Regions from separate parts of the Homo sapiens genome. Here region 1 is linked to region 2. A link is an interaction called in ENCODE POLR2A ChIA-PET data of the cell type or tissue named here. Cell type or tissue: Caco-2. All regions are shown on one strand. Each heading gives the region's core, and the rest is flanking DNA. Links, peaks and the distances in the headings are about the cores only.

Region 1 (4,392 bases), core at 72-4,071, 330 kb before region 2:
CAGCAGGAACTGAAAGAGATAAGAATGTTGATTGCTTACATTATACTGCTTCATGCTTATGTATCTGGTGAGTCTTAAGAAAATCAGTGAGGTAAGTTTAATTACCTCGACTTACAGAGGAGAACACTGAAACTCAGGTTAGCACACATCGGAAGCAGCAGAGGCAGGATTCAAATCTGGGTCTTGCTGACTCCAAGGCATACAACCCTATGTCACCTTCAGTTCTTGCTAGCAGCTGCCTTCAGCACTAGAGGAGGAAGTGAACCATGTAACACAACAGGGTCTGGCACCTCAGCAGCTAGCTGACATAGAGGGGCCCTCCTTACAGGGCTCCCTGCATTGGAACACCTGATATTTTCCCATTAGCATCCTTTTATGTTTATATTGCTTTCTGATTTCTCAATTATCTTTCTGCCAAATAAACGGTTACACTAGCAATTACAAGCTGAAAATTATTTTTATAGCATTCTCACACAAAGCCACTTAGTTTTTTTTGTTTTTGTTTGTTTTTGAGATGGGGTCTCTGTCACCCAGACTGGAGCACAGTGGTGCAATCTCAGCTCACTGCAACCTCTACCTCCCGGGCTCAAGTGATTCTCCTGCCTCAGCCTCCTGAGTAGCTGCGATTACAAGCACACATCACCACGCCCAGCTAATTTTTGTATTTTTAGTAGAGATGGGGTTTCACCATGTTGGCCAGGCTGGTCTCGAACTCCTGGCCTTAAGTGATCTGCCCACCTCAGTGTCCCAAGTGCTGGGATTGCAGGCGTGAGCCACTGTGCCCAGCCCAACAAAGCTACTTCGTTTTAACTGCTATGAAGATAAGTTACCAGGAAGGACATAGTGGCTCAGGCCTGTAATCCCAGCACTCTGAGAGGCTGAGGCAGGAGGATTGTTTGGGCCAGGAGATTGAGCCCAGTCTAGGCAACATAGGGAAACCTCATCTCTACAAAAAAAATTAAAAAATTAGCCAGGCATGCTGGCACATGCCTGTGGTTCTATCTACTAGGGAGGCTGAGGTGGGAGGATCAATTGAGCCCAGGAGGTTGAGGCTACAGTGAGCCATGGTTGCACTATTGCACTCTAGCCTGGGTGACAGAGCAAGACCCTGTCTCAAAAAAAAAAAAAAAAAAAAAAAAAAAAGAAAAAGAAAAAAAGGTAATTTACCTTTTATATTGAAATAAATATTGACTCCCATATCTTTAACTCATTTCAGTTAAACTTCGGCCATAAAGAAGAATTTGGGAGTTCTCAAATTTCTTTTTAATTTTAGATTACAGAAAATTTCTACACAAAAATAGAATAGTACAATAAATGCCCATGTACTCATCATATAGCTTCAACAATTATCACCTGTAGCTGTCTCGGTCTGCCAACGTACTCATAGTTGAGCCACAACATGGTTATCCCTTAGTACTTATTAAATCGTTTTTTAAAAAGCACCAAAATGTTAATAAGTGTTGTTTCTTGGGTATAAATTTTATAGATGATTTACATTTTCTTGATTTTACTTCTCAGTACCTTCCCAAATTTCCACAGTGAATATGAAGTACTTTTGTAATAAGAGAAAATGCTATTTTAAAATGATTGAAAAAATGTCTTTTTTTCGGCCAGGCGCGGTGGCTCACACCTGTAATCTCAGCACTTTGGGAGGCCAAGGCGGGTAGATCACTAGGTAGGGGGTTTGAGACCAGCCTGACTAACATGGTGAAACCCTGTCTCTACTGAAAATACAAAAATTAGCTGAGCATGGTGGCGGGCACCTGTAATCCCAGCTACTTAGGAGGCTGAGGCAGGAGAATGGCATGAACTCAGGAGGCGGAGGTTGCAGTGAGCCAAGATTGCGCCACTGCACTCCAGCCTGGGTGACAGAGTGAGACTCCGTCTCAAAAAAAAAAATGTCTTTTTTTCTTTTTTCTTTTTTTTAGAGAGGGGATCTCACTATGTTGCCCAGACTGGAGTGCAGTCATTGTTCACAGGCATGATTATAGTGTACTATAGCCTCGAACTCCGGGGCTCAAGGGATGCTCCTGCCTCAGCTTCCTGCATAGCTGGGACTACAAGTGCATGCCACCTCACCTGGCTTGAAAAAAATGTATTTCTTTAAGGAGTATATTTTCAAATGCTTGGTCCAGGAGTCATTCTTGTTCTTGCTTGGAACAAGCCATCAGTAATCCTTTCCCCATGATTTCATATAGTTCACTAAGAGGGAGCAAAAAAAAATTTGGGCTTTATTTTTGAGACAGGGGCTTGCTCTGTCATCCAGGCTGGAGTGTAGTGGTGTGATTATAGTTCTCTACTGCCTTGAACAGGGCTCAGGGATTCTCCCACCTCAGCCTCCAGAGTAGCTAGGACTATAGGTGCACACCACCGCACCAAGCTAATTTTTTATTTTTCATAGAGCTGGGGTCTCACTATGTTGCCCAGGCTGGTTCTTGAACTCCTAAGCTCAAGCAATCTTCCCACCTCTGGCCTCTTGAAGTGCTGGGATTATAGGTGTAAGCCACTGTACCCAGCCAAAATATGGTTTTTAAAGCCTTCTCTTTTTTCAGAAGGAACAATCTCTATTAAGAAAAAACAAAACATTCTTTTGTTTTTTTGGCAAGGCAGAATATTTGTAAACCTAGCAAACAAAAAAAGAAAAAACTGATAGCCCTCAAACAGAGCCAATGAATAGATTTACTGTGGCTCTGTAGCAGAGAGTGGAGGATTCTTCTTTTCATGAGATTTTTTTTCCTTAAGGAAAATCAACCCTAGCAGGAAATGCCAAAACTTAGTGCCTTGGCATACCTTCAGCAACTCATGGCCCCGGTCAATGACAGAGACATGATTTCTACAGTGATTTCTAAGGACCTAGGGTCAGCATCACTGTGTATCAAGGCTGAATTGGAGAAACATAGACTCCAGAGCAGCACTCTAAGCTCTGGGCTGGATTATCTTTAAAATAAACAAACAAACAAAACCAGATTTAGCAAGACACAATTTACTTACTGTTAACAAAAAGAGTCAAACTCTGTAAAATAATTGAAGAGATTTATTCTGAGCCATATATGAGTGACCAATGGCCTGTAACACAGCCCTTGGGAGATCCTGAGAACATGAGCCCAAGGTGGTCAGGCTACAGCTTGGTTTTATATATTTTAGGGAGACATAAGGTATCAATCAATACAGGTAAACTATACATCGGTTGGGTCTGGAAAGGCGGGACAATTATAAATAGGGGCTTCCAAGACATAGGCAAATTCAAAGATTTTCTGATTGGCAGCTGGTTCAAAGAGTTATTATCAATAGAAAGGAATGTCTGGTTTACAATAACGGGTTGTAGAGACTGAGGTTTTATCATGCACATGAAACCTCCAGGTAGCAGGCTTCCGAGAGAATAGATAATAAATGTTTCTTATCAGATTTAAAGAGTCTATTCTATCCGTAATTCCAAAAGCAAGGAGGATATAATGAGGAATGTCCAGCTCCCCCGTCCCATCATGGCCTGAACTAGTTTTTCAGATTAACTTTGGAATGCCCTTGGTTGAGAGGAGGCATCCATTCAGATGCTTGTCGGGGTGGGGTGGGGGCTTAGAATTTTATTTTTTGTTTACAGTACTATACAATTCACCTATTCAAAGTGTATAATTCAATGCTTTTTTTTTTTTTTTTTTTGAGACAGAGTCTCACTCTGTTGCCCAGGCTGGAGTGCAGTGGCATGATCTCAGCTCACTGCAACCTCCACCTCCCAGGTTCAAGTGATTTTCCTGCCTCAGCCTCCTGAGTAGCTGGGATTACAGGTGCACACCATCATACCAGGCTAATTTTTGTATTTTTAGTAGAGACGGGGTTTCACTATGTGGGTCAGGCTGGTCTTGAACTCCTGACCTTGTGATCCACCCACCTCGGCCTCCAAAAGTGCTGGGATTACAGGCATGAGCCACTGCGCCTGGCCAATTCAATGCTTTTTAATAAATTTTTATTGTCATACAATCATCAAAACCTGGATTATGTTTTACAGTCCCTCAGAATCCACTGCTCCATTGCAGCTGCAATGAAATTGCAAGTTCCAACTTTGCCTGTTACCTATGCAACCAGGTTTTGTGTGCCTATGTTATATGTTTCATAATACCATTAGAGCCGTAGTTCGGAATAATAACTTCTTCTCAAGTACACTCAGTGTCATATTCTGCCCTTCATAACTACAGCTACAGTTCAAACAGCCTCTACCAGGATTTAGAGATTTAAAGCTATACCTAACTGTTGGAAGTCAGTGGTCATTTCAATTGATTTAGGAAATTCAGCAGGGTTGTTTATAGTATCATCAACCCTTCAGACCCTGGCAAGAGAAGCCCCTGCTCTGGGCTCTGTACTGTGGCCACATCCTAAGCCAGGTATGAAAAGTCCATG
Region 2 (4,392 bases), core at 324-4,323:
CTATGGGCTGGCACTATTTCTATTTTTTTTTTTTTTCGAGTTGGAGTCTCTCATTCTTTCACCCAGGCTAGAGTGCAGTGGTGCAATCTCAGCTCACTGCAATCTCTGCCTCCCATGTTGAAGTAATTCTCCTGCCTCAGCCTCCCGAGTAGCTGGAATTACAGGTGCCCACCATTGTGCTGGGCTAATGTTTTGTATTTTCAGTAGAGACGGGGTTTCCCCATGTTGGCCAGGCTGGTCTCGAACCCCTGACCTCAGGTGATCTGCCTGCCTCAACCTCTCAAAGTGCTGGGATTACAGGCGTGAGGCTGGGCTGGCATCATTCTAAGCACCAAGGGTGTATTCATGCATAGACAAATCCTGTCCTCGCGGAGCTTACGCATAATCAAGCACACAGATGATTTCAAAGCAGGTGATTTCAGCCATGGAAGGAGATGAAGAGGGAAGGAGAAGTGACAGGTGGGCTTGAGAAACAGCTAGAGGGGAGTGAGTCCAGGGAAGAAGGGACATGAGGCCTGACAGGTGGCAGGGGACCAGATCTGACGTTCTGGAATCATCGGCTTATTGATGGTATTTAATGCTGTGAGACAGGGTGAAATCACAGGGGGCAGATGGATCGAGGGTTCTTAACCACTTTTGGTTTCACAGACCCCTTTGGTAATCTGGCAAGGCCTATAGAGTCCTTCCTAAATTATATATATGTGTATGTATATATATATATGTATATATATATGTGTGTATATATATATGACGGAGTTTTGCTCTTTAAGTTTTATTTTTTATTTTTTTGAGACGGAGTTTCACTCTTATTGCCCAAACTGCAGTGCAATGGCACAATCTCGGCTCACTGCAGCCTCCGCCTCCTGGGTTCAAGCAATTCTCCTGCCTCAGCCTCCCGAGTAGCTGGGATTGCAGGCACACACCACCACACCCGGCTAATGTTTTGTATTTTTAGTAGAAACGAGGTTTCCATGTTAGCCAGGCTGTTAGCCAGGCTGATCTTAAACTCCTGACCTCAGGTGATCCGCCCGCCTCGGCCTCCCAGTGCTGGGATTACAGGCGTGAGCCACCATGGCCAGTCTAAAATATTTTTAAAGTTGTGATACAGTTGATAGTGTTGCTACAAACTTAGAGGCTCAAAACAATGCAAAATTTGTACCTTTCCACTGGGGAGGCCAGAAGTCTGCAGTCTCACTGAGCCAAAATCAGGGTGCCAGCAGAGCCACATTCCCCCTTGGAGGCTTGAGGGGAGAATCCATTCTTTGCATTTTCCAGGGTTTTTTTTTTTTTTTTTTTTTTTTTAAGAGAGAGTCTCCCTCTGTCGCCCAGGCTGGAGTGCAGTAGCTCAGTCTCGGCTCACTCCAACTTCTACCTCCTGGGTAGAGAATCAAGTGATTCTCGTGCCTCAGCCTCCTGAGTAGCAGGGATTACAGGTGACTGCCACCATCCCCAGCTAATTTTTTGTATTACGGAGTTTTGCCACGTCAGCCAGGCTGGTCTCGAATTCCTGACCTCAAGTGATCCGCCCTCCTCGGCCTCCCAAAATGCTGGGATTACAGGCGTGAGCCACCGCGCCCAGCCTCTTTTTCAGCTTCTGGAATCTTCCTGCAGTCCATAGCTCCTGGTCCCCTCCTCCTTCAAAGCCAGAATGTAGCATCTTTGAGTCCTCCCGCCTCCTCCGACCATCGGCTTCTGACACCCAACCTCCTCCTCCGACATCGGCTTCTGACATCCAACCTCCTCCTCCTTCACCCCTGACCTGCCTGCCTCCCTCTTATAAGGACACTTGTGATTACCTTGGGTACACCTGGGTAACCCAGGCTCATCTCATTTGAAGATCCTTAATTTAATCACAGTAATCCTAGGAAAAAAGGATTTTTTAAAGCAAAAATTAATTAATTTAAAAAGAAAACTGTCTTTGGTCAGTGACAGCCTCTTCGGGTTGGTCCTCAGCTCTTTTGACAGGACCTGCTAGACTCTGAGACTTCCTTGCCTTCCCTGCCAAACACATCAGTGGTGTTTACTCCAGAGCTTAGATGACAGAAAGTCCTTATTCTTTTAATGAAGTCAGCATAACGTTAAAACCCAATAAAATAGCATTTGAAAGAGATAGTTTCAGATCAAATACATTTTAAATAGTCATGTGTCGCTTAACAACAGGGAAATGTCTGAGAAATTTGTTGTTAGGCGATTTTATCATTGTGCAAACATCATTTAATTACACGAACCTATAGGTTAGAGCCTCCTACCGACCTGGGCCATATGGTATGGCCTATTACTCCTAAGCCACAAACCTGTACAGCATGTTACTTGTGCAAGTTGATCATATGACTTGGGTCATTCTTTTTTTTTTTTTTTTGAGACAGAGTCTCGCTCTGTCACCCAGGCTGGATTGCAGTGGTACGATCTCAGCTCACTGCAGCTTTCACCACCTGGGTTTCAGCCATTCTCGTGCCTCAGCCTCCCAAGTAGCTGGGATTACAGGCGCCCACCACCACACACTGCTAATTTTTGTATTTTTAGTAGAGACCGGGGGTTTCACCATGTTGGCCAGGCTGGTCTTGAACTCCTGACCTCAAGTGATCTGCCCACCTCGGCCTCCCAAAGTGCTGGGACTACAGGTGTGAGCCACCGCACCCAGCCTTTTGAATTGGGCCATTCTTGTCACACCCAGTTAAAACAGTTGAGAAGCTAGGGGGAAAAAGCACTTAGGGCACATAACACAGCTCCAAGAATGTAATTCTCTGCAAGCCTGGCTGCCGAAGCTGCCTGCTGCCACCTGAAACCAGTTTTATCTAATGGCTTCTGAAACAACCTGCTGCAGCTCTAAATCTAGTTTTACCTACTGAAGCCACTTACCAATCAGAGTGTGCCAGCTCCCCAACACTCTACGAGTGCTAATGGACTTCGTGGAAAAACAATGCATAACATTTCTCCTTTCTTTTCTTGTCAGACAGACAGGTCTGGCTCTGTCACTCAGGCTGGAGTGCAGGCGTACAATCATGGCTCACTGCAGCCTCAACCTCCTAGGCTCAAAGGATCCTCCATCTTCAGCCTCCCAAGCAGCTGGGACTACAGGCTGGGGGCCACCACGCCCAGCTTATTTTTTATTTTTTTGTAGAGATGGGGTCTCACCATGTTGTCCAGGCTGGTCTCAAACTCCTGGGCTCAAGCGATCCTCCTACCTCTGCCTCCTAAAGTCCTGTGATTACAGGTGTGAGCCACCACACCTGGCCAACATTTCTCCTTTTTATAAAACCTCCTCTTTGTTCTTTGGACATATTGAAGACCAGTCAGTCTGTTTGTATGCCTGAAGCTGCAATTCTGGTATCCCAAATAACATGATAAATTTAGAGATTTGTCTCTATATTTTAATTTTGACTCCAATATACTGCACTGAATACTGTTGGCAACTGTAACACAATGGTAAGTATTTGTGTATCTAACATAGAAAAAGTACAGTAAAAATATGGTGTAAAAGATAAATAGGCTGGGCGCAGTGGCTCACGCCTGTAATCCCAGCTACTCGAGGCTGAGGCAGGAGGATTGCTTGAACCTGGAAGGCGGAGGTTGCAGTGAGCCAAGATTGCGCCACTGCACTCCAGCCTGGGTGACAGAGCAAGACTCCTTCTTAAAAAATAATAATAATAAATAAAATAAAGTTTTTTAAAAGATAAATAGTGCTTGCTTCAGCAGCACATATACTAAAATTGGAACAATACAGAGATTAGCATGGCTGCTGTTTAAAAATTAAATTTAAAAAAATTGGACAGGCACAGTGGCTCATACCTGTAATACCAGCGCTTTGGGAGGCTGAGGCGGGTGGATCATGAGGTCAGGAGTTCAAGACCAGCCTGGTCAAGATGATGAAACCCCGTCTCTACTAAAAATACAAAAATTATCCAGGTGTGGTGGCGAGCACCTGTAATCCCAGCTACTCGGGGGGCTGAGGCAGAGAATTGCTTGAACCTGGGAGGTGGAGGTTGCAGTGAGCCGAGATCGCACCACTGCATTCCAGCCTGGGTGACAGAGGGACACTCCGTCTCAAAAAAAAAAAAATTGTTGGGCGTGGTGGCTCACGCCTGTAATCCCAGCACCTTGGGAGGCAGAGGTGGGTGGATCACCTAAGATCAGGAGTTCAAGACCAGCCTGGCCAACATGGTGAAACCCTGTCTCTACTAAAAATACAAAAATTAGCCCAGCATGGTGGCGGGCACCTATAATCCCAGCTACTCGGAGGCTGAGGCAGGCGAATCACTGGAACCTGGGAGGTGGAGGTTGCAGTGAGCAGAGATTGTGCCACTGCACTCCAGCCTGGGTGACAGAGTGAGGCTCCGCTTCAAAAAATTAAAAATGGTACTCTTGTATGGGGCACTTATAGGACTGGAAGTT

What was found. ChIA-PET counts read pairs that join two places held together with the same protein. Peaks named below come from ENCODE experiments on the same cell type or tissue, not always from the same donor. Only the 100,000 strongest peaks of a DNase experiment are listed, where the experiment ranks them.
Region 1: POLR2A ChIA-PET joins it to region 2 with 9 read pairs; 2 of 35 experiments call an interaction of 5 or more read pairs at or near these places.

The regions. Positions count from the first base shown.
Region 1 is chr7:139,119,192-139,123,583 of GRCh38, forward strand. No RefSeq gene overlaps it. Among named protein-coding and RNA genes, the nearest start is that of ZC3HAV1, 12 kb to the left of the region's middle. In Caco-2, for the core only: no CTCF peak of the experiment used is centred there; no DNase peak of the experiment used is centred there.
Region 2 is chr7:139,445,060-139,449,451 of GRCh38, forward strand. It overlaps a transcript of KLRG2 not described here and the pseudogene RNU6-911P. Among named protein-coding and RNA genes, the nearest start is that of KLRG2, 36 kb to the right of the region's middle. In Caco-2, for the core only: no CTCF peak of the experiment used is centred there; a DNase peak (open chromatin) is centred at 2,289.